Regions from separate parts of the Mus musculus genome. Here regions 1, 2, 4 and 5 are each linked to region 3. A link is a loop called in an ENCODE intact Hi-C map of the cell type or tissue named here. Cell type or tissue: heart. All regions are shown on one strand.

Region 1 (5,000 bases), 70 kb before region 3:
GTCTCATTCCTTTTGTGTTCTTTGTGTGGTCGTGTGCACCAGGTGCATGTGGAAGTCAGAGGATGACCTCAGGTGTGGATCCTCCCTTCCCGTTTGCTACAAGGTCTCTTGTTCTCTTGGTCTCTTGCTAAGCAAGACGAACTGGCTTGAGCTTCTGGGGTTTCTCCTCTCTCTGCCCCCTGTCTTGCTTCAGGACCGCACAGGGATTGCAGAAACAGGCTAACGTGTCCAGCTTTAGGTGGGTGCCGGGGATCTGACCTCAGGTACATCATTCCTGCCCTGCTCTCTGAGCGGCCCCGGCAGTCAGTCGTAACTGTGAAGTCTATGTAAACACGGATCTGGTTTCCCTGCCCAGCGCCCAGCAGACACGCAGGCTTGGCTGACAACGTGGTTAGCAAGCAGGCTGCAGAGCGTGGAAGGTAGGAAGAAAGTCTACTCTCTCTGATGCTTTGGAAGTGCTATGGGCCACCCTGGAGGAGGAAGTCACTTATAGACACTTAGAAACCTGAGCGGAAGGTTTGGAAAACTGGGCCAATGATAAAAATGTTAGAAAACCAAACCGAGTCAGAATTATTTGGTCAGTAACTGGTGCACCCACGTTCCCTCCTGATTCTCATTCGGGTAAACGTTAGGAAAGGACCAACAGCCTTTCACCTATGAAGTGACCGTTTCATACGACTATGCTCGGTAACTTAACAAAGCTGTATGTACATAAAGCATCCAACTGCATTCCAAAAAGGTAGGTTACCTGCGACAACTGTAGCTGGACCCTAGTTGAGACAATTAACAGGTAACTATGGTTGTGGCCACAGAATAACTTTATAATCAATTTATTACAACTGCTACCTCAGTCCTGTTATCCAAGCTGACAGACGATGGCGGGAGGATTTCTCCTAGATATATCAGCTATCTTTGCTTTGTCTGGTGTTTGTAATTCTACACATGAACAGTGTAGAACTGCATATGCAAACCAAAGCCGTACGGCACAGGGGTGCTGGGAGGCAAACACGAGATTCTGGGGCAGGGAACTGACAACCACCTTCAAAAGGAACTCGTGGTTACTGCACACAAAGCCCAGACAGGACTCCCCTGCCGTTCTTATGAACTCTGCGCCTCCCCCACCTTCCAGCTGCAAAGTGCCAAGTGATAAAAACGAGGCCTATGAGTGTCTGCACGGAGGTAACTTAAGGAATGTCTGCTTAACATAAAGTAACACTTTACTTCTGTGCCTGTAGAATACTCAAGTGTTGTAATCCGTGGGTATTTATTTAAAATACGGTCGGATTAAAAGCAAACAGTCACTTTTCTATTAAATTCACCCAACTGAGTCAGTAAACCCTAGAGATGAGCAACAGCTAACAGGTGAACAGCGGTACCAAGGTTAACTCTGACTTGGCCTTGAACTAACAAATGAAAACAATTTGTACTTGAGTGGGGGAGAAAAGCCAGGCAGAGAGAGGAAGCTGCTGCCGGAAAGATCAACAGACTTTTTCCTTTAACAAGTTAGGATGGGGGGCTGGAGAGATGGCTTAGAGGTTAGGAACTTTGACTGATCTCTTCCAGAGGTCCCACGTTCAATTCCCAGCAACCACACAGTGGCTCACAACCATCCGTAATGGGATCTGCTGCCCTCTTCTGGTGTGTCTGAAGACAGCAACAGTGTACTCATATACATAAAATTACTTAAATAAAAATAATAGTTAGTATGGTATGTGTTACCCAAGCTATTCAAACGCCCCAAAGCTATCCCTAGTTAACAGACAGGAGTCTTCCGTGCGCGCGTGTGTACACACACACACACACACACACACACACACCTCTTCTCAGCTTCCAGCTTATCCATCCTCTTCCACAGCCGATTCACCAGCGCCTCCTGCTCTTGCTCCAGTGTGTTTTCCAGGTCAATCTTCTCCCGTCTCAGCTAAGGGAGGGAAAGAACAGCTTTACTGAGAATGCACGCCAGGGCACCAGAGCATCCTAGACTGGCTCTCACGGAGAATGAAAAGAGGTGAGGAAAGCTGGCTAAACAGCTTCGGAAAGACCAGACTGGATCAAACTATTTCCTATAGGCAAGACAGCGAACCCAGGACCAATCACTTCCATAATCACACTTACCAGTGTCTCTCAAAAAGCCACTACAACTAAGTAGTTATGACCACAAACCTGCAGTCAACTATCTCTCTCTGGGTTCAAATCCCGGCTCCACCCAGGGTTAGCTGGAAGAACGGGAAGTTTACCGCTTGTAAAGTGGAGGGAGCCGTGCCATGTGGCTGACGGAGTTTAAGTGCCTTATCTCAGGCATCATTAAGTGGCTCTTAGAATGCTGTGCACAACACTTGTCACTGTGTCCAGCTTTATCCTGTTCCAACCATCTAAGACATACCTCTCCAGGCCTCTGTTCCCCACCCCATCCCCCAGTAATGTCAGTATCTTGCTTGTGATAGCATGCTATAACTTTGTGAGATGCTATTTCCTTCACTATTTATTAGCAAAATACCTTATTACAAATTAAGGGGCTTTATGATGGCATCTTCACACGTGCAAGTGATATGCTTTGACTGTATACATCCCCACCCCACCCTACCCCATCCTTCACCTCTCCTCTGTTTGTTCACTAATGAATCCTAAGTGTCTAGATTCAGGAACAAGCCAACTAGCGAGGCCCATAAAGGAAACAGGAAGCATGCCACTGGCAAAGTGGGATGTGACATTCCCTGAAGAGCAAGCTCAGTCACAAGAAACAGGAGGTGGCTGAGTCAGAATACTTCAGAAATACTTGGTGCCACAGCCGGGAGCTTCGTGAGGTCCAGGGTGTCTTCTCTGCCTGGGAAGACTGGCTTGCCAGTCCTGAGGGAAGGAGGGAGGGAGTGTCCACCAGAGGGAGTACCTGTCATCTGCTCCCAGGCAGGTATCAAAAATAGAAAAACACTGGTCTCCCTGTAACTCTCTCCTCCCTCACATCCGTCTCGGTTTGTATGTTCTGTCTTGTTTTAAATTTAGGGACTCCCTGTCACCCAGTGCCAAATATCTAAGTGTCAGGCGAAGCCACCACACCCCCACAGCCCCACCGCCACCTCAGGTTACTCTGCAGCCCGCAGGGCCCATGGGTACAGCAGATGAGCAGAGTTCATTTGTAAAGCTGCTTTCTAATGAAGCCTTTCAGGGACGTGCCCCAGTCCTCACTGGTGCCTACCAACTCTCTCTCTCATTTTGGGTTAATTAACATCAGACTGAGAGTCCTAGTACACACTCCAATTAAGCCTGGAACTTCCTTAGACATCCTTGGTGGATGGACAGTAGTGTACCCCTGGGACATCAGATCCGCAGCTGGTCAGGGCTGTGTCTAGAGGTACAGGAAGGGCAGCGGGGACCCAGCTCCACGGTGCCTCCCCGACCCCCCGTCCGTCCGTCCGTCCGTCCGTCCGTCCACTTGCCCCATTAGAGCAGACGGAGCACACCTGCCAGCCCAGCACTCAGAGGCTGAGCAGCAGACCCAGTGCATGAAGCCCAAACAAGTATGGTAATAAAATAGAGGAGTCTGATGATGGAGAGGGGACAGGAAAATCAGTGACACTGCCCTTCACAACAGGCTCAGCTATGAGACTCTGGAAAGTTGTTCCAGTGCCCTTGGCAAAGGTTATCCTAAGCCCAATTTCATCAGGACCACTAAGAGAAAAGACATTTTGAACTCCAGAGATCAGACCCTTCCAGTAACTCGTGGCAAGAAGCTATCCACACATAACAAAAGAAGCTGACAGGAAGGCGTCCCTACAGGATTTGTTACAAAGGAGCTTCTCTCAAAGCCACCTGGGGGCCAGCAGGATGGCTCAGTGGACAAAGGTGCTTGCAGCCAAGCAAGCCAACCCAGGTTCCCTCCTCAGGACTCAAATGTCATGGGAGAACTTACGTGCAGGATTTTTGTTGTGATCTACACACACACAGACGCACACACGCCATGGCACAGGCCAGCTCCCCACAAATTAAAAAAAAAAATCATAATTTCTTTAAAAAGAGATGGAGAGGTGGCTCAGCAGTTAAGAGCACTGACTGCTCTTCCAGAGCTCCCGAGTTCAATTCCCAGCGACCACATGGTGGCTCACAGCCATCTGTAATGGGATCTGATGCCCTCTTCTGGTGTGTCTGAGGACAGTGACCCTGTACTCATATATATAAAATAAATAAAATCTTAAAAAAAAAATCTTAAAGAAAAAAAAAAAAGCATGAGTGAGGACTAGAATCTGTATCCCTACTATTCACATAGCATGGCGGTCTGTTTCCCCGAAATCCCAATGCTTAGGCAGTAAGTGTGGAGGTCCCTGCAGCAAGCTGGTTAGCCAGACTAGCCAAATCAGCAGGCTCCAGATAGAGTGAGCTGGCCTGCCTCAGCAAACAGAGGAGAGAGTGACTGAAGATGACTCCTAATGTTAACCTTTGGCTTACACACACACACACACACACACACACACACACACACGCACACTCCTGAGATATAAGGTGTGCACAGACGTAAAGCCATCTGCCACAGCAGAGCAAGAACCCACCCATGCAAAGGACAAAGGAATCTAATCTCTTCAAATATAAACCCTCCATCAACCAAACTCTTAGCCAGGATTGTTTTCTTTCAGCTTACTGAGAAGACGACAAAGCCTAAACAAACAAGAGATTGGTTTCCATCCCCAAATTCCCTCAGAGTGGCTCCAGCTGAAGGTTGGGCTAGCTCAGTCCACTCCTACCACTATGCCCAGGTATCCGTGACGCTGATTAGCTACGGTAAATCAGAAGCACCTGGGAAAGAGAGTGCAGCATAAATGATCCCCGAAAACCAGGCACGAGCTGTGTGCACGTTACTGCTGGAGTCGGGTGGAGCCACTGTCCCTTCCCTCCCTTCCCTGGAAGCAAACCCAACCTTTGCATGCACTTCAGAATAAAATGGCTGGGAGGGCTCAGGAGGGCTCAGGAGAGCTGCCGACTGACCAACCGTGCAGAGGAGCCCTTGCTCT
Region 2 (5,000 bases), 210 kb after region 3:
CCAGTCTTCATGTGCTGGAAACCCTCCCACCCGAACCCCCTCCCCCATCAGTGGTGTTGGGAATGGGGACCTGTAAGTGATGGTAAGGATGCAGGAGGGTTTGTCCCCCAAGAGGCTCTTACAGCTGAGATGGAGGGAGGGGGCTGTGGAGGGAGGGGGTTATGGAGAGAATGAGCTTTTGAGAAGACGAGTTTAGCTCCCTGCCACTCTTTGTCCTTCCACTGTCTGCCATGGGATGACACACAAGACCCTTTCAGGATGTGAACTCCTCGATCGTGGCCTTCCCAGCCTCCAGAACAGTGAGAAGTCTCCTGTTCCTTATCAATATGGTGTCAGAGCAGCCCACAAAGAATGAAGACACCGTGTACTGCCTGCAAGCTGCAATCTTTAATCTTCATGGGAATTGTTTTTTTTTTTTTTTCCTCATTGATTCCTGATGGTCTGTCTGACCCTCTGTAGTCGATAGCCAGACCCATCGCCCTGCAGATATTGAGAGAGATTATTGTTTTGGGTTTCCCTGACTTGCCTCACTCATTCCACCAAGAACACTTTCCCATAGCCTGCCTACGAAGATAGCACAAGGCAGTCAAAAGCTCAACTCAAGGGCCATGCCCTCAGGGAACTCGGCTGCTTCTTTTTGCCTCTCACTTTCCAACACCCAGCCACCACTTTGTCTTTGACCCCTTTAACCCCAGTACTGGACATTTAGTGACATTCTTTCCTTTACATAGTTGTCTCTTCTTGCCACAGTTTGAAGCTATCTAGGGCACAGGCTATCTCCTCATAGCGTGTTTCAAAGTGACAGGCACGCATCGATTAAAGGAAGAAAGGAGACTCTGCAGTCAGAATTAGATGCTCCAATGCTCTCGGAATATTCAGCCACCCTTCCCTCAGATGGTCCTGATATTCTGCTATAGACAGAGACTCCTGTTAATGAGTTGGACCTCGGAAGACTTGAGTGTCTGACCTGAGAAAGTGCTTCTGGGACTTTATCATCTACAAGAAAGTCAAGATTGCACTGTGATACGGACACGAACTTGACCATAGCGAGTGGAAGTGAAGAGTGGAAATGTCACCTCTAGACTCCTCCGACTCGCCAAGTCAGGGCAGAAGGAGGTTTTATAATCCTATTTTTAGTCTTGACCTATTGCCATGTAGAAACACCAGCTTACCCTGAGAAACGTTTGGCCCTCTGACCAAATGCTCCGACACACCCTTCAGGGACTTAGGCCTCTGTAGTTCAGAGGAGCACTGGACTTGGCCCAAGGCTACAGTGTAAGACATGAGGGCAAGAGACAGTTCACTACCTACCAATCCCTCCATAAAAGAGAAAGTTCACAAAGCAGCATAAAAAGAGGAAGCAGGATTAGTCAACATGCCTAACTCTAACAGTGTGGGTGGTAAAGATGAGAGAAGTCCTTACCAGGAATCGTCTTTGTTTTTTACATTTATAAAGGACTATTCAGCTGAGCCCAGGTGTGGCGTTGCACGTGTGTAAGTGCAGCATTTGGAAAGACAAGGCCTGCCTGGGCTACATGGTGAGACCCGTCTCAAAAACAAAAGGCATCAATGAAAGAGAGAGAAGAGAAGGAAACAAAAAAAAAAGAAAAAAAAAAAGAAAAAGACCATGTGTTAGTCACTTCCCGTCCCCAACCAGGAAAGGGTTTGCTATCCTCTCAGACGTGACAATCTGCTGTCTTCTAACGTATCCCACAAATTCTAGGCCCTAAGGAACCATTTAAAATGCTCTAGCATCTCTACAATGTGTGTCATGCCAGACAAGATACACATTATTCTTTATGGTTCTCAACTATCCCAAGACTAAGACCCTGTGATACTGTTACTCATGTTGTGACACCCCCCCCCCCCAAAAACCATAAAATTATTTTCACTGCTACTTCGTGGCTGTAATTTTGCTACTGTTAGGAATCATAATATAAATATCTCACGTGTAGGATATCTGATGTGCGACCACCAGGGGTCGCTATCCACAGATTGAGACTCACAGCTTTTAAAGCTTATCCTGGTTCCATCGGAGGGACAAATTATAGTCTAAGGTAAGAGAACCAAGATTATTTCAGAGACTCCGAGGAAATCCTTTCAATAAGAGGCAAGGAATTTATCTGGAGCTTCCTAAACTCTGTTTTCAGGAAAGCAAAAGTGTGCTTGGTTCCTATCTCTCCTCAAGGAAGATGTACTAATTTGATAAACCAACCAGGGAGAGCCAATTATAGAATAATCCTTTAAAGTGTTTTTATCTTCTCAAAAAATATTTTAATTATGTGTATGTGTGAGCGCAGGTGCCCACAAAGACCAGAAGCTGTTCTTAAATCTGTTGGATCTTGAGTTATGAGGGCTTTGAGCTTCCTGGTGTGGTTGCTGGGACCCAAACTCTGGCCTCTGTAAGAGCAGTATACTTTGAACCACTGAGGCATCTCTGCAGCCCAATCAAAGCATGATCTTACATCTTTACTGCCTCACACTCTAAAACAAAGTATTTGTTTTTATTTTATGTGTATCAGTGTCTCCCTGCATGTATGGGTACCATGTATGTGCCTTGTGTGCCCAGAGGGCAGAAAAGAGCATTGATCCCTGAAACTGGAGTTGTAGATGGTTGTTAGCTATTATGTGGGTCCTGGGAATTGAGCCCAGGTCCTCTGCAAGAGTACAAGATACTCCTGACTGCTACACCATCTCTCAAATCTCACTTCCCGAGATTCTTGCTGAAGACGATATCTGTCACGTGAACCTATGCGAGTCACACTACAAACAATTATCAAAAGCAATAGATGGTATTTAAAACCCTACTGATAGTCCCCCACCATGCCCCCACCCCACAGATACGTAAAGTAAGAAGTATGACCAGTTACTACAGGCTCAAGTGTTGCTTTCTAATTAGCCTCTCAATTCTGCCAGCAACCAAGCCAGGCTTCTTTCTAGCATAGCTTCCTGTCTCTGGAGGCAGATTAGGTAAAAAATAGATCTTAGCATCCCATTATCCCTTAGCATATGTACTTTTTAGCATCCCAGTCACCTAAAGTCGCGCATCATGTTTCTAGGAAGTGTATAAGGTACCAGCGATTTTGAAAAGGGGGTGAAGAAGAAGGGTGTGCATAGAGGGAGCAGCTGGGGTGTTAATGGCACCCTATGAAACTCTGTCTACTGGCATTCAGAATCTGAACTTGCACTTGCGGGGGTGAAAATGGTAGATGATGTATGTATTCCTTTTATTGAAAGAAAACCGTGCCCAACTGAAAACTACATTTCCCAGCATCTCTTGCGTCAAAAGTAGCCAATGAGAAAGATCAGAAGTGGGTGGGGCTTCTGGGGAAGATCTGCAGTCCTGTGACCTTCCTGTTACTTTAAAAGAGGCAGAAGTGAGCTTTGTGTTTACTCCCTTAGTGCTGGAAAGAATTCAGCTGTTGAAAGCACTGTGTGGAGGATTGTTCCCCTAGCAGATAAGCCAGTCTGTCACTGAGATAACTGGTCTTTGATAACAAGTCTCTGGCTTGCAGTGCTTCAGGGACATCGGGACATAAACACTGGCCCAAGCAATGTGCCGCGATACCGAAGATCAATGTCCCATTAGAAAAGTTGATGCTTAATTGACTGTGGCCCCAGGTCAATGGAACATAACAGAGTTATTATTTACTGGTCCTGCTCTCTGACTACTGAGCAGTGAGTTTGTAAATTTGGAAACATTCATTCTAAACTTTGATAGATGCAAAGCTGGATATTGACTACTTATTTTATCATTTTATTTTTATTTTTATTTTATTTTACTGAAGTAGGGTCTTGGGTCCCTTATGCTCCAGGAAGGGGATGGAGGATAAGGAAGAGTCCTGGGTAAGTGACTAGCCAAAGTTCTTCTATACATGTATAGAAACTTCACAGTTGTTGAAAACACAGGCCTGTACTTTTAGGACAGAGTCCATAAAGCTTCCTGCTGTCCCTAAAAGGTAAGAAAAAGGCAGGTCTTTCTTTGTTCTTAGGACTGGAGAGTTACTGGGGAAACTGACCTGAAGAAGCCACTCTAGCCTCCCCTCACCATCCTTCTCATGCCCCCCCCTCACCCGCCCCAGCTTCTTCCTTCCCTCTAAGGCCCCATCGTGTTTAGCTCTCCATTTATGGTCCTACCCGTATCTAATTCTCTCCTTCCCACCTTGGGTTCCAATCGCTCTTGTTCTCTAACCTCATTGGAGGGAATTATGGATTCCTGCTCAGCTCGCTCTCTTCTGTTTATCATGGATGACAGCACCACTACTAGTTATTCTGGTTATTCTGTATAATGTATGTATAATAAAATCACAGTAAAAAGCCATCCCTTCCAGTCAGGCATGGTGGAGCATGCCTTAAGTCCCGGTACTCTACAGAGTGAGTTCCAGGCCAGCTAGAGTGAGACACAGTGAGACCCTGCCTCCAAACAAGGGCAAGGAGGAGAAGGAGAAGGAGGAGGAGCGGCAGCGGCAGCAACAATAACAACAACAATAACAACAAAACAAAAACAAAACAAACAAACCAACCAAAGTCCCTTTCTTTTCAAGACTGAACCATCCCCCAAGCACATATACAGCCTACATTTTACTTATGCATAATTGATGGATACTGGACTGCCTCACTCTTTTGCTGTCGACTAATGGTTCTATGCCTTAATTTTTTTTCTTCTTATAAAGTTGTCGTTTGTTTTTGACTAAGAATCGAGTTGTGCGAGGAGAATTCTGAGTGGTTCTGATAAAACTCTAAGAAAACGAGAGAAGAGTCTTGTGACCTCAGTGTCTTCAGAAACAGAATTGTTCTTGGAAGGGGCTTTTGTGCCCCTCCCAGGTGTAGTAGATCAGAGTTAAGTCAGATTATTCATTAAAACTGTTTATTGTTATTTCTTTATATGTCACTATGGAAAAATGGGATTTTGCCATATGATGCTTATCCACCACAGGCAACTTATCCTTGTGATTGGAGACTTGACTCACGTGACTCTGAACCCTCAGAATGTAAATTGT
Region 3 (5,000 bases):
TGCTCGGGCAAACAAGAGGCCAGAGAGGTGGTACCCCCTCCTCCTGTAAGTTCTGCTCCCTTCCGTGGTTCCAGCTCTGCAAGCGACCAACGCTGTCCTTTACGGCACATTTTAAATAGCGTTCCTGTGCATCAGATTTTAAATAAACAACAACCTCCAACTGTCCTGTCCCTCTGTTCTTCAACAGCAACTCTGCAGAGTCCTTTCTTAGCCCAGAAAAGGCTTACATGGTTACCTCCACAAACGGCTTTCCTTTACTATCAAAAGGCCAATCCAGTAACTTGCTGCCTGGAGATGTACTCGCATAGAACGGGACTGGTTAAGAGCAAGTAAGATGCTTTTCTGCAAGACCAACTGCTATTTAGGTTGCAAATCACACTGCCTCTCTAGTGGAGACTGAGACCGGCTAGCTACACAAACCAAGGCAGCCATATAGAAGCCACAGGGCACACACACACACACATATCACTTTTTCTTGGCACAAGGGCAGCTTAAATTTGTCCCGTTCTCGTCTCCAGGATATGATCCCTGACCCACCACCAAATCTCTTTTTCTCCACTGGAAGGGTTTCATCTAATCAGCTGTGTGCAAGCGGCTCTGGCAATTTATCCTCCTTGATTCCTTGACATTTTCTTTCCGTGCTGCTGGCTGGGAAACTGTTTTGATCTGAATAGGGTTGTCTGTGGGGGATTCTGCATGTTAATGATGTAGAGTTGGCAAGGATGGGAGGTGAGAGCACAACGCGTACTTTTTCTAGTTACGTTTCGCCTCATCACCGCTACGGGGGCCTTTCCACTCGGCTACACCAGGAGGCTGATCTCAGACTAATCTTACCCTCTTCCAGGGGAGCCTCGAGGGGCCAGGTAGAAACAGAACAGATGGCCTGTGTTCCCGTCAAGTACCTAGACTCACAGGCAAGTACTCCTAAGACTCTCGAACCAATGAAGGAGACGCACGTACATCCTTGCTCAGCCAGGCAGTCCCAGCGGCCACCCTCCATCCTGGTTTCAAGCTCCAACCCTGTCCCAGCCAGCGCCAGACGTTACACTCCCCACTACTCTGTACCCGCCCACCCTCCGGGCCCAAAAGGACAGTGATTCCGAACGGGGTGCTGGTGTAGCCTCAGTGCCCGCCCTTCCCTTTCCATCCTGGCCAGAAAACTCCACTTCCCGGATTCCGGGCCACTCTCTCCCTCCCCCAGCGCCGGCGATCCAGCAAAGCGCCGTCCTCCTGCCAACTGGGGACCCAGCCCAGTGGCACACCCCGTCTCCCCAACTAACCCCTGGACAGACCCCAGCTTCGTCCACTCACGGGGGCTCCGGAGAGGGTGTCCCTCTATTCGGAGCCTTCAGGCACCCTAGGGTTGAGAAAGTCCCACCCCGCCCCCCCCCCAGCCACGCCGCCAGCCTCTAGCCCTGGCTCGGAGGGACCTCCACCCTAGGCGACGAGGGGACGTTGGGGAGTCTCCCTAGGCACCTCCAACACCTCAAGGGAGGGAGGGCGCTCGTGGCCCCAAGGCCCGCTCTCTGTGCCCGCAGGCCCGCAACCCCGCACGGGGGCGCGCACTCGGGGGTCCCCCCTGGTCCGCGGGGTGCACTCACGATGGTCACGCTGGCTTTGCGCAGGTCGCGGTTCTCCTCCTGCAGCGCCTTGCACTTGAGTTTGTAGGTCTCCAGCTCTATCTTGAGCACCTTGTTCTCCTGCTGCAGCGAGGCCAGGCGGTTGGTGAGCTCCTCCAGGCGGAACGGCGAGATGACAATGCCCCCCGACTTCCCGCCGCCGCCCCCGCCGCTGCCGCCCGAGGTCGCCGAGCAGGACGACTGCATGGCTGCCGGGCCGCCGCCCGCCGCGTCCGTGTCGCTCTCGCTCGCGCTGTCCGCCATGGCTGGGCGAGTGGGCGCGGGGAGCCGGGCGCCGAGGGCCGGGCGCGCGGCGAGTGGGCGCGCGGCGAGTGGGCGCGGGGCCGGGCGCGCGGCGGCGGCGGGGGAGCTGGGGAGCGGGGGAGCTCAGAGCGCGGCGCGGGCGGGCGGCAGGGCGCAGACGCGCGGCGGCGGCGGCGGAGAAAGAGAGGGCGCTTCCCGCGGCCGCGCGAGCTGCTCCGCCAGGGAACAGAGACCCCGCCCGGACTCGGGCAGTACTGCAGCGCCGGGACTCTGGCGCGCTCCGCGGGGCCGTCCCCGCAAAGCCCCAGCCCCAGCGCTCTCCTAGCAGCTGCACACAGACGCTCGAGCCCCCGCCGCCTCCCCGCGCACGTGCTCCCGCCCCGGAGGGTCCCCTGCGTCCCCGGGCCCCAGCCCCCCAACACACACACATACACCGCCGCGCCGCGCCGCCTCTTCCGGAGAAAGGCGGACCCCACGCAGCGCCAGCCCCGCAGGTGCCGGGACACGTGGGAGGGGCAGCCGGGCTCCTTGGGCCACCCCACCCTCCCACCCCCGCTCAGCTGGAGCCTGGCACCTTGGATCGGCGCCGGCGCGCGTGGATCTCCCCCAGGGTGCCCCGTGCAGACCGCGCTTGGGGCTGGGAACAGAAAGTTGCACTGCAGTGGGTCGAAAAAGAAGAGTATCTGTGTGTCTGTCTGTGTGTCTGTGTATCTATTTCTCTCCCTCTCTGTGTGTCTGTCTGTGTTGTGGCATGTCGGCAGCCACAGGTTAGCCTAGCTTGCCACAAGGCCCCGGTGCGTCCAGTTGTTTGAACCAGGCGCCACCCACCTTTTTCTCTTTACCTCCTGCAAAGACTCTGCACCGGTCACGGGGATAGGATTAAGAAACCAAGATTTGTCTAGTTAAAGAAACGGGAGCTTTATTTAATTTTTTTTTTTTTTTAATCTCAGAAGGGTTGAAACAAACTTCAAGTACCAATTTTCCAAAGTAACTGCAGGCACAATGCTAAACAAATAACCACGATTAAGTGAGGGGAACTGTATAACCATTATTATCCGCTGCTCTCCAACTCCTACAAAACTCCAGGAGCTAAAAAATAAAACCGTAATTACTACTGTAGAGAGCCCAGCTTCAAAGAATCAGAAATTCAAATACTGTTAGGCCCCTCCCTCTTAGGAGAGCTTGCTTGTAGGAAACAGGCCTAGCAGGTGAGAAGGGTCTAAACACTTCACCTCCTGATACAAAACAGCTTTCGTTTCTGGGGGAAAAAATGGAAAGTGAAACTAACCAGGCGGGCTTTATTATCCAAGTTTAGTCGACGGAAGAACAAACTCATGGAAACAAAATGCAAAATAAAGGGGTGCGGGATGAAAAGTGTTTTCTGGCTGTCAACTGTTTTATAGTTTTATAAAGCGCTTAGCCATGACTACATGGCTTTCCTGGCTCATAACCTTGTCTTTAAACCAAATTGGATCCAGTGGTTAGACATGTTTCGTCCCCACTGCTAAATAGGAACTGGTCTCACCTCGGAATAACTCTTAACCTGCCAGGGGTGAAACCTTGACCTCAGGTTTACCAAGATGGCTGCCTCTAGTCAACAACCCAGACATGCTAACTTCGGTGAGCCCTCCCACCCCCCAAGACGTCTCCTAGGTAGGCTTGAGTTTAGAGCTAGGAACACAGTCGGTGAAGCAAAATGTAACAATAAAAGTTAAAAATCCAGGGGAGTGCAGGAGAGCCTTTGGCTTTGCTCTCCAGCAGCAGAGCACCAGTGTAAATAATCCTCTGCTGAGGGAGCCACTTTGTCACTGAAGTTTACTTGGCTCCTTGACTTTTGCCATGTTGGGTCTGGGACAGGAGACACTCGGCTCCTTCGGTTACAGGACGCTTCTGGAAAAGCAGCTCGCGGGGTGAGATGGATGGGGTAAGGGGAGCACTGCCCGGGACTGGGGTTTAACTGCATTCTTTCCGCTTTATTCAGGGCAGTCTGGGGTGGGCGTGGCTTCCATACTTCACAAGTTTCTATTGTTCTTTTCTCACCCCACCTCCAGATTGCGGGGTTTGGAGGGCTTACAGCCCTTGGAGCATTCTCTCGGGAGTGAGGGGTGGGGACTAGCTCTCTCCGGTTTATCCCTAAAACTTACTGCCTTGGGAAGCCGACCTGCAGGCTTCCAGTCGGCAGAGGGGTGGAGTTTGAAGTGCCTGGTTTTCTTAAAGGGCCCGTGTCAGGCTAAGCTTGAGAACATCTTGGTCTTCCTTAGGGGAACTACAGTTTTGGCATGGTATCTGTAGTTAATCATCGGCTTGAGAAGATATTAGGAGAAAATTCTCATCTTCTCAAGCTTCCCTGCTGATACAGATGAGAATAAATTGGAGGATTCTTCTCCCCCATCCTGGTTTTTATTGTTACTGCAGAACAGAAGCTTACCTAATTTTCTACTTCTTGTAGAACTGATTCCCCTCATAAACAGACGATTTGTCACGACGCTGGTTCTGTAATAGCATTACAATGGAAACACCAGATACAAAACAGATCGGATCATTGTAAAAAACTCCTCAGCGTTCCAGGGGAAATGAATCAGAAGGTAGGTGGAAGGCTGAGTCCCCTGCAGGAAGAAGGGGCAAGGGAAGATGAGCGCCTCCCGTTGCAGAAATAATGAAATCACCATCACCCTGAGCTTAAGTCACCAGGTTTATGGATAAAGGAAAGGGTGCCTTGCAGTTGAGGCTCGAGGGGACATCTAAATCTTTGTTTCTCAAATACAAACATGTTGTATTTTTATGTGCTGGGTACCCTTTAAACCTAATGTTCTCAGTGCAAACATAAAAATAGTGGTGTAAATCCTAGTATATTTTTGTTGCTTAATTGTAATGATTGTGTATGTATGTCTCTCTTTCTATATATATGTGTGTGTGTATGTATGTATATATGTATGTATACACACACACAACATACACAAATACACATATGTATGTATATACACACACGGTGATCACCATACACCACTGGAGTCTTAAACAGGCTTGAGGTGAACCAGATGTAGGCTGGCCAGAGGTGGAAAGTATCCCATGAAGCAGTGCATTCAAGAAAGATAGTTCACACCATTTAGCCTGTGT
Region 4 (5,000 bases), 220 kb after region 3:
ACCCAGAACCAAAGTGGTTAGACACATGGCTTTCCTGGATGGACGAGTCTGGACTGGTTCCCAGCAAGGTTCCCAGGTTGTAACTTCCTTGTAGGGAAAAGGTGAAGTGTGCATAAACTTCTTTACTTTATTTTAGAGTTCCAAATAATTTTTTAATTTCATTTTGAGTTTTGACTCAGTGTCTCATTATATAAAGCCCAGCTGGACTCAGCCATGTGCCTTCTGATTTTTTCTTTTATTTTAAAAGTTATTATTATTATTACTTCATATATTTACTATTTACTTATGTATAAGAGTATATTGTAGTTGTCTTCAGACACACTAGAAGAGGGCATTGGATCCCATTACAGATGGTTGTGAGTCACCAAGTGGTTGCTGGGAATTGAACTCAGGACCTCTGGAAGAGCAGTCAGTGCTCTTAACCACTGGAGCCATCTCTCCAGCCCTGAAGTTATTATTTTATGTGTATTGATGCTACATATATATCTGCCCACGAGGTGTACACACTGCTCTGTGGAAGTCAGATCCCTGGGAACTGGAGTCACAAATAGTTGTAACCTGCTGTGCGGGTGCTAGGAATTGAACCCGGGTCCCCTAAGAGAGCAGTCAGCATTCTTCACCACTGAGCCATGTCTCCAGCCCTCCTACTTTTTCCTTTGGATGGTCTGGACAGCAGGCATGTGCCATTGCCCTAGCTGATATCCTTTGTCTTACCTGTGGGGCTGTCTCTAAGTGTTTGTTCCACCACTAACCGGCCTGACCCCACTCTGACCAGTTGGTCCTTCATATTATCCTTGATTGACTTACTATGATGCAAGTGTGTGTTAAGGTTTCAAACCTGGGACAAGCAGCTAAGGTGCCTATTTAACAATCAAAGTGGACCTGGCCTCCAGGTTCTCCCAGCATCCTTCAGTCCCTACCTGTTTCAGGGTATGGCTGGCATACTCTGCCCTCTATCCTGAACTTTCCAGCCTAGGGGCTGGGCTGCCCTTACCCCAGAGGCTCTCCCCTGTATAATCCTCTCCCCCTCCCCCTCCCCCACCCCCTTTTGCTCCTTTTGTACCTTTGTCCTCCTGGCTATTATACTTGTTTTCCCTCTCTCCTTTCTCCTGTCCCACAGGTGGTCAGGGTCATGACCACTCAAGTCTCTACCAGACGAGTCTGCCTCTGTGTCTCTCTTATATCTATAATAAACTTTCTCCTCCACCATACCTAGGAGCGGTCATGTCCTTTCCTCTCCTTTTTATTTCTTTTATTTCACTCAAAGCACCCACTCTCTTCCTGCCTCTGGACAACTTTGTACAAGAAACACAGCCTTATAAAGCACCGCTGTCCGGATTTGTAAACTCAGAACATCAAACTCCTAAATCCGGAGAGGATGGGTTTGCTTCCGAGAGAGGTGTCCTGCCTTGTACCTGGGTTCCCAGGCATTTAGCCCGAGCCTTCTGAGACTCCGTTGTAAAGGACCAGAGTGTGTTCACTGAGCCCTTCCCATCCCTCTATGGGTTGAATTAAGGAGCTTACTTCAAATACAGCTGGGGAAAACACAAGCATCAAGTCTGTCTGCACAGTCAACCTTTGCCAAGGCCTGCTCAGACTTGTCCCCTGTGTGACAGGACATTCTCAGGACAAGCTCCAGAGAGTTTCCTTTCTTAAGACTCAAACACGCAGCAGCAGAGGGACAGTGGTGTCACAAGGCTTTTAATCCCAGCAGAGGCAGGTGGATCTCTGTGTTCGAGGCCAGCCTGGTCTACACAGTGAATTCCAGGAGAACCGGGATTATTCAGAGAGACCCTATCGCAAAAAAGCAAAAGCGAAAACCACACCAAACCAAAAGGCTCGAGCATGGGCTTACTCTAAGGACCCAGGATCTCAGGTGACTCAATGGCGTGCAGCTCATTTGCTCAAAGGTTTACTCTCATAAAAGAATTGGCGTTTAAACAAATTACCCACCCAACCGTTCTCTGTCCAACAGCTGAGACTGGGCCGCCTGTTTCAGCCGTCAGTAGGGACCCGTACAAAGACGGAGGTTCACCACACAAAGATACAGCAGGTGCCCCTGGGCAGGTCCCAGGAATGCTTTTCTTATCTTTTCTTTCTTTCCTTTTTGGCTATAATCCATCCCAGGGTAACTGACTACAATGTCCCTCTGTTGGGAAAACTTGAGTCATAGGAAAATGAAAGTTAAGCCACGTCCTGCTTTAGAGCCTTACTTTTTTTTTTTTTCTCCTATGGAAAAAGAGTGACTCATGGCCATTCAGAGGTCCCCTCCCTTCTCAGAAGGCAGAGGCTTCTGACACACTGGGCAGGCCAGCAGCTCCTAAAATACTTTTTTTGGTAGACGCTGTTGGGTTTCCAAAGACCAAGGCGCTGCCGGCTGTGTACTGAGTGCCAAGCTCCCTCCTCTCCACTGAATTTCAGGCCCCCCTGAGGCAGAGGCACAGAGGTTCTGAAGGCAAGGTCACAAGGCAGCGTTTGAGGGAAGCAGAAGCCTGCCAGGAAGGGTTGGCTGGAGTCAACCTATACCTCAAAATCACTAGTCAATCAACGTCTTCCCCGGGACTGGGCATTTTCGTTCTTTCTCTGAGTGCCTGGGCTTACTCTGAATGAAATGTCAACACTTTACTAGGGATTATTTATTTCAACCGTACTAAGGGTTATTTACTTTAACAATAGCAAGCATTGTCTTATTAAAAAACAAAACAACAACAAAGGTTAATATCATTTAAGCTCACAAATTCTTGGACAAATAGTATTATTATTTTTTAAGACAGGGTCTCACTATGTAGCTCTGGCTAGCCTGGGACTAGCCAGACCTGGCTGGCCTCAAACTCAGAGCTCTCCTGCTCTTGACATTATGCCCAGCTGTCTGTTTATATGCATGTATGTATAATGTATATATGTATGTATATGTGTGTATACATACATACACACACACATATACACATGCATGTATAAATGTATAATATATATGTACATACATACATATCATTCATACATATGTACATTATCATTATTTTTATCTGAAAGAAAGTCTCCTTCTGTAGATCAGGCTGATTTTGAACTCATAGTAATCCTCCTGACTCAGCCTTACAAGGGCTGGCAGTCATGTCTAGTTTGCTTCAAGATTCTATACGTCAGAAAGAAAACAACAAAACCCCTCTAACTGGAGGAATCATAACATTACCGCAGTGAGGTGAATGAAGCTGTTCAGGTCGGTCTTTTTTATAACCGTTTAATGTCAGGCTCTCTCTCAGGTAAGAGGAACCTGAGTGGGGCCCTGAAGAACCAGCCGTTTTGCACTGTCAGCTTTATTCCCACCAGCACAGGAGGCTTTGTCTACTCCCAAGGACATTTGGAAAGATTAACAAAGTACAGTGATTTAATGGGCATTCCGTCTTTGTCTCTGGAAGAGCAATCCCTCCACACGCGATGCATCATGTGCCGCTGGCAAGACCCTCGCTTGGGTTGGATGGCAGGACTACTCACCAGGGCTTTGGCATTGGGGCTAGCTTTCTTATCCAAAAGAACCTTGGCAACTTTGTAATGGCCGCAGTGGGCAGCCACATGGAGGGCAGTCAGGTAGTCGTTGGTGACGTCGTCCACGGGCACGTTGTGCTGGAGGAGGAGTTGGACGCAGTTTAAATGGTCTCCTTGTGTGGCCATGTGCAGTGGCGACAATCCATTCTGGAACACGGAAGGGGAAGAGGACTCATTGTTTTTGTTTTTTTGTTTTTTTTGTTTTTTTTTTTCTTTTTAGCTCAAATGAGGCAAATAACAGAACAAACAGGAACATGTTAAAAACTCTGATGCTTCATTTGGAAATACCTTACGATTTTAAAAGGCACTGACAATCCTTTTGAACGGCTCCTGCTTTAAAAAGAAAACTTTTCTTTCTTGTGTTAAAGAAAAAAAAATAGTCCAGGGTAGTTTCTTTCCCCAGTTTAAAACTTATATGGTTTGTACCAGGGGCCAGAAGTTACTATATTCCCAGTAGGATTTATCATTTAAAAATGCAAGAAAAAAAATAGTGAAAGCCAACTCCTAATCACTGGACTCTTGCTGTTTTTTTGCCCTTGCAGAACATTACCGAGCTTCAGAAACAAGACTACCCTGTGGCAGGGAAACCTTCATCCATTTCTAGAAGTCTGGCGCCCCCATGCGTCAGCAAGTAAAAGGAAGCCACTGACCCAGTGAAGAGTCCGCAGCTTAAATCATCCTGGCTTAATAATAGTCACGGGCAGCATGAAGATTGAAGATTTATTTCAAGATCTCAGAGAAGAAATGAATATAGGAGCCCTCAGGGTCCATCTCCAGCACTGAAGGGAAAATTGTGAAGAATGGCAGTCACCCCTCAGTGGTTGGATACGTGAATCAAGGCCAAGCAGGCTAACGTGAGTCCTTTCGAGCTTCTGTTACGTATGGAAGCAAAGTGGGAGAGCCCAGAGAGTCTCAGCAGGCTCATTTACCACAAGGGAGGTCTAAATTACCAATAGTATAATTTAGCACATTAAATAAGCCAAATAAGCCGTTTCCTCTATGATAACAACAAATTCTGTTTTCAAAAAATGTTGGGACGTGTGCCCAGGGGATCCAGGAACACCTGACTTTTCCAAGACCAGCTATCCCCCCTACATTTATTGTGGCATGAGAGGAAACATTCATAGACAAAGCAATGTGAAATCACTCAGCCATCTCACTACCACAAATGGCTACATATTTCAGATACCCATATTCCTTAAAGGCAAGAGATTTATGATAGTATTTTCCTATACTGCCTAGCGGAGTTATGCAGATAGAAAAGGGGATATAAGCGTAATAAATATTGAGATGAATTTAAACACTTGGGCAGCCATTGGGGAGTTGGAATGTTCCTGCCTCAAGCATTCTCCTCTATTATCCTGAACCAAAGGAGACACTAAAGGTGTCGCCAAGGGCTGGGGCATTTCCCATCTGACACTGCCCCACACAGATCCTCCCTCACTTCCACCAAATCCTCC
Region 5 (5,000 bases), 54 kb before region 3:
CCTGTGCCGTGAAACAGACTATAAACGTTAGGCCTGCCTGTCTATGAGCTAAAGGCAAGAGACACTTGAGCCGGTAAACTCTTTAATCTATTTGCATAAAGGTGTTTCTAAATAGATCTTCCGACACATTTTCAACTGCCACCATTTCATTACCTAGAAATGGCTCCTTCAATTTTTCTTTTCCTTAAAAAAAAAAAAAAAAGGTATTATTGCTTCTGCCCCAGGTAAATTAAAACAATAAAGAATGGAATCTAACTCGGAAAAACTTCTGGCCCAACAAGAATCATCTGTCAAGAGAATGTTAATCCGAGAGCGGAGAGGCTCTGGCTGACGGCAGGAAGTCGTATTTAGACAGATGTTCCGCTGCTGCCAATAACCGGGGAGGTATTTCCGCTAACAACTGCATGGTGAACAGGGAACAAAGGCTGTGATGGCTATGCATCTTAGGTTTCCCACAAAAGAGCTATGCCCTTAGGAAAACCGGACGGTAAAGTGATCGTCACCAGGACAAGGTCCCAGGTTGCACTAACCATTGGGAAACTACTGAGCTACCCTGAGCTGGAGTGTCTTGAACGGTCACTGTCCCCCAGGGAGAGAGCAGAAACAGTGGCCTGCTGTGGTTCCCTTCTGTCACCTCTCAGTGAAGGGCAAGTCAAAGCAGGGCAGGGAGTTTCTCTGCAGAGGAGACAGGACAGAAAATATGGTTCAAAGAGAGAAACCCAGGAATGGCCTACACCCCCACGGTGATGTGATGTGGGTTAAGAAGCTGGGAGGAGGGAGCAAGGGGGGAAGAGAGAGCAGGGGGGAAGAGAGAGCAGGGAGGGGGAAGAGAGAACAGGGAGGGAGAGGAGGGAGGAGGGAGGAGGGAAGAAGGAGGGAGAGGAGGGAGGAGGGAGGAAGGAGGGAGGACGGAGGGAGAGGAGGGAGGAGGGAGGAAGGAGGGAGAGGAGGGAGGAGGGAGGAAGGAGGGAGAGGAGGGAGGAAGGAGGATAGTTCAAGGAGTCTGAGTCCAGACGTCCAGTATACTTCCATGAGGTGTAATAAGACAGAAGCCTTGCAGGTCAGGGGGAAAGAAAGGCAGGGGTCCAGCTAAGGCCTCTGCCTTCCAAACCCTTTGCCCTGTTGTACACCAGCGGTTCTTAGCCTTCCTAATGCTGCAACCCTTTAATATAGCTCCTCACGCTGTGGTGACCACCCCCGGCCAAATCATAACATTATTTTCATTGCTACTTCATAACTGTAATTTTGGTACTGCTATGAATTATAATGTCATTACCTGAGATGCGGGGTATCTGGTACACAACCCCAAAGAGGCCAGGACCCTCAAGCTGCTCACCACTGGCATGAGCTGCCGCCTGCACCAAGTATCAGCCTTCTGGGACCGAACACCTACACAAGGACAGTGACCAGGACTCCCGAAGCGTTCTGGAGCTCACACAGTGGCCGTCTGAATGATGGCACTGCACTTTGTGAGCCCATTTGCCCTAAGCTCAGCTTCCGGATGAGTTAAACAACTCGGTATGTACCAAGGGCACCGTTAGGAGGGCACCAGATCAATACCAAGAACAAGACCTTGATGGTGTCAAAGTTCAATCACACAGCACGAGGCTCTTGGCAGTCAGGCCCTTGTGTCTATTAACTTTTTCTTTCTTTTTTCCTGCCCGTATATATTTAGATTCCAGCTTTGCCTGACTTTGTGCTCTTTCTACCCAGCTTCCTCTGCTCAACGTACTTGTGATGAGTTAGACCACAACTCATATATTCTCATCACGTCCAGCAGCCAACTCAACGAGTAAGCAGCCTTCATCCTTTACCAGTCAGGTCGGTCGTAGGCACCGCATTCTTCCTGGTTGGTGGTCCTTAGGAGTGGTAGACAACAGGACCTCCTCTCCAGGGCTGCAGTAAACACGCAGACAGACGCAGACACGTGTGACGCCCGAGGCAGGAACGTAGCTGCTGACATTGTCATCATCTTCGTTGTTGTCGTAGGGAAGCGAGATTTCCGGCTTATTTGGGAAATGCAAATCTTTTCCAAAGACGGCCCAGCAATTTCGCTTCTCTCTGAGCAGAGCGCAATAGGAAGTCAGGGCCTTTCCTGATTACTAATGGGTTCGGTACTTACTTGTGACCCGGCCAGTTTAGCTGTCTATCAACGAAAGCACCGTGGTCCAGTTCTGTGCCATTTCTCCTCCCAGCTGTCTGTCTGTCCCACTGTCCCACATCAGAGAGAAGCTATACCTGTCAGACACCTTGTCCCACTCTGTGGCTTTCCCTTGTGGCCCTCCTTACTTGATCTCCTGCAGTCTTGGACCCTCTTCTCTTGGCACATCTCTTATTGATGGTGTTGATTCCTGTAAGTCCTGCTGACAACACCCCTGGCCCTTCCTTACTGTCCCTTGACCAGATGTCTCCACTGAGCCAGGCCATCTGTCCAAAGGCCTGCTCTGTCCATCCAAAGTCTAGACATCTCCAACTCTGCTTCCGACCTTCTTTCTACATCAACCTACTCTGCCAGCTGCTTTCCCACTTTCGACAACGGGAACTGCTTTTCCAGCCACAGGGGCCTCCTGGGAGCCTCTTTGTTTAAAAGGTGTTCCTACTGCCAGCTAAAGCTCATCGACTTTCAGGTCAACTGTCAGCACACAAGAGTACAAGTCCAACTAGAAATAATGCTTCCCGCCCTCTCCGGAGTCCAGCAAGCTCTTGCCCTAGCTTTACCTAATGATTTTTCGTTTCCTTTAACCTTTACCCCCCCCCCCGCCCCGCCCCCCGAGATCTACTCTATCTTGTATCTGATATCGAAGGCAGCACACAGAGTCATCTGACCCACTCAGGGACGCACCGCATGTGTGAACACGCATGCGCACAGACATTCAGGGAAACCTGGCCATGTTGGGATTTTCATTTACGTTATGCATTGCCAGCATGCGTGTATGTATGTGTAATACGTGTTCAGTGCCTACAGAGGAGTGAGTTAGATCCCCTGGAATTGGAATTGTAGGCGCTTGCAAGCCATGATGTGGGTGCTGGAAATTGAACCTGCGTCCAGTGGAACTGCAGCCAGCGCTCTACGCCACAAGCCACCTCTCCGGCCACTCGGCAATGTTTTATTACTAAAGAACTTCATCATCTTCTCTAGTCCCAACACTGATCCCGTTCCGCTGAGAGCTCCTGGCATGCTATTTACAGGGGAATTAGGGTTTATACTTTGGCCGCTGGTGGGTCTGTGGCATTTCAAATGCAGTTTAAACAATCTGGCAGCTCCTTGCAGATGTTTTGTGAATGGAACATATTAAAAAACAAAAAAACAAAAAACAAAAAAAAAAAAACAGACCTTCGCTCCATGGAAGGAAATGAAAACCAGACAGAGGTAAGAGTCTGGTAATGAGGAATGGGAAGCAACTAGAAAAACAAATCTTCCAACTGTTTTGATAGCTATAATGTGAAAGCAATCTCTCCTTGGTCAGTATTATCTCTGAACACCACTGGGCACAAGGACCACGGGTCCAGCCAACTTAATCAAAGACATACATCAAGGCTGCTTCTCCTCCCCCACAGGAGGCGAAGCTGTCATCTGAACGGATGCCAAGGCATGCTTGACCTCGGTGACCCTGAAATTAACAAAACAGTTTCCTGTAGCGTCAGTCCATCGTGTGATTTAGCTGTCTGCACAAACCCAGTGAAAGGCATGGCCACCTCCGTGGAGCTGGCAGGAAGTGGCCTCAAATGCTGGTGTGCATCTTTGAAAAGGAGACAGGCTGGAGTCTCTGCTCAAGTCCAGGGCTTGGGGACAAACCATGCACAAGGGTTCTGTGGTGCTGGAAGAAGGCATAACCTCTCTGAGAGGGAGTGGAAGGCATGGGGTGAGCCCAACCTAACGCTTTCTTTTGTAAGTTGCATGGGTCATGGTGCTTTGTCTCAGTGACTGCTGCCTGGTCCCAGTCTGAAGCACTCTGCATCCATCTTCCCTGCGATGCCCATCTGAAGCACCTGCTGTCAATCTTCTGCAAGGAGCCCACACCCACCTAAGCACCGGGACAACCTCCTGGTCCCAACGGCTTCATACTCAGTTCTGCAGCCTTCATGTTTCTACAGATGCTAGGAAACTGCCTCACCCACTTTAATTCTAGAAGGTATTGTAACCTCGGGGACCAACTCAATAACAAAGATGACATGTCAGAGGCTGCAGAGATGGTGGCTCAGCAATTAAGGGCACCCGCTGCTCTTGCTGAGGATCTGAAAGCAGTTCCTAGTTCCTACCCGTGTTGGGTAGCTCACAGTCACCTGTAATTCTGGCTGGAAGGGGATCCAATGTAGTCTCCTGGCTTCTGCAAGGCACCGCACTCACCTGCACAAACCCACACTTAATACACACATATACAGACGTGATTAAAATATAGGATGCACTTACTAGCGTAAGACTATTTCGTCATTTCTATTCTAGCCAGAACGCCCACACTTCCCCTGGGCCAGATTCTACTTCAAATGCAGATCAAAGTTACAAGACCATAAACCTATTTGTTGTTTTAAGGTATACAACTTGAAAACTGGAACAGGTTCTTAAAAACTGAGGGTGTCATAGATTGAATATGCTTAGCCCAGGGAGTGGCACTATTTGGAGGTGTAGCCTTGTTGGAGTAGGTGTGTCACTGTGGGCATGGGCTTTAAGACCCTCATCCTAGCTGCCTGGAAGCTACTATTCTGCTAGCCACCTTCAGATGAAGATGTGGAACTCTCAGCTCCTCCTGCACCATGCCTGCCTGGATGCTGCCATGCTCCCGCCTTGATGATAATGGACTGAAGCTATGAACCTGTAAGCCAGCCCCAATGAAATGTTGTCCTTATAAGATGTGCCTTGGTCATGGTGTCTGTTCACTGCAGTAAAACCCTAACTAAGACAGAAGGATGTGTAGTATGTAGCATTCTTTATTACCCTCAATTATTCTCTGGTGAAAGATAGGGACCCAAAATTTTCTTTGACTTTTTGTAGTATCCTATTT

Evidence for each region. Hi-C counts contacts between places; a loop is a spot of excess contacts. Peaks named below come from ENCODE experiments on the same cell type or tissue, not always from the same donor. Only the 100,000 strongest peaks of a DNase experiment are listed, where the experiment ranks them.
Region 1: it touches region 3 in a loop (3-fold over the local background); 12 of 42 quality-filtered maps call a loop at or near these places.
Region 2: a loop joins it to region 3, with 2.8 times the contacts of the local background. A loop is called at or near these places in 5 of 42 quality-filtered maps.
Region 4: a loop joins it to region 3, with 2.7 times the contacts of the local background. A loop is called at or near these places in 5 of 42 quality-filtered maps.
Region 5: a loop joins it to region 3, with 2.3 times the contacts of the local background. A loop is called at or near these places in 12 of 42 quality-filtered maps.

What each region holds. Positions count from the first base shown.
Region 1 is chr10:70,163,923-70,168,922 of GRCm38, reverse strand. Ccdc6 (coiled-coil domain containing 6) reads right to left here. Exons shown (of 9, transcript NM_001111121.1): 4 at 1,818-1,921. Among named protein-coding and RNA genes, the nearest start is that of Mrln, 38 kb to the left of the region's middle. In heart, CTCF peaks have their summits at 1,643 (motif pointing left) and 2,872 (motif pointing right); no DNase peak of the experiment used is centred here; H3K27ac peaks cover 1,797 bases.
Region 2 is chr10:69,886,960-69,891,959 of GRCm38, reverse strand. The region is part of intron 16 of Ank3 (ankyrin 3, epithelial); the gene reads right to left. Among named protein-coding and RNA genes, the nearest start is that of Gm33416, 23 kb to the right of the region's middle. In heart, CTCF peaks have their summits at 1,774, 1,974 (motif pointing right) and 3,375; a DNase peak (open chromatin) is centred at 3,329; H3K4me3 peaks cover 468 bases; H3K27ac peaks cover 1,285 bases.
Region 3 is chr10:70,094,183-70,099,182 of GRCm38, reverse strand. It overlaps Ccdc6 (coiled-coil domain containing 6), which reads right to left and starts at 2,062. Exons shown (of 9, transcript NM_001111121.1): 1 at 1,602-2,062. The coding sequence starts at 1,883. It overlaps Gm51771 (a long non-coding RNA gene), which reads left to right. Exons shown (of 3, transcript XR_003948903.1): 3 at 4,333-5,000. In heart, CTCF peaks have their summits at 2,147 and 4,036; DNase peaks (open chromatin) are centred at 1,042, 1,612, 2,262 and 3,952; H3K4me3 peaks cover 4,687 bases; H3K27ac peaks cover 4,542 bases.
Region 4 is chr10:69,869,689-69,874,688 of GRCm38, reverse strand. Ank3 (ankyrin 3, epithelial) reads right to left here. Exons shown (of 43, transcript NM_146005.3): 10 at 3,490-3,687. Among named protein-coding and RNA genes, the nearest start is that of Gm33416, 5.8 kb to the right of the region's middle. In heart, no CTCF peak of the experiment used is centred here; DNase peaks (open chromatin) are centred at 2,328, 3,508 and 4,158; H3K27ac peaks cover 1,012 bases.
Region 5 is chr10:70,147,924-70,152,923 of GRCm38, reverse strand. The region is part of intron 2 of Ccdc6 (coiled-coil domain containing 6); the gene reads right to left. Among named protein-coding and RNA genes, the nearest start is that of Gm51771, 40 kb to the right of the region's middle. In heart, no CTCF peak of the experiment used is centred here; DNase peaks (open chromatin) are centred at 493 and 2,423; H3K27ac peaks cover 2,299 bases.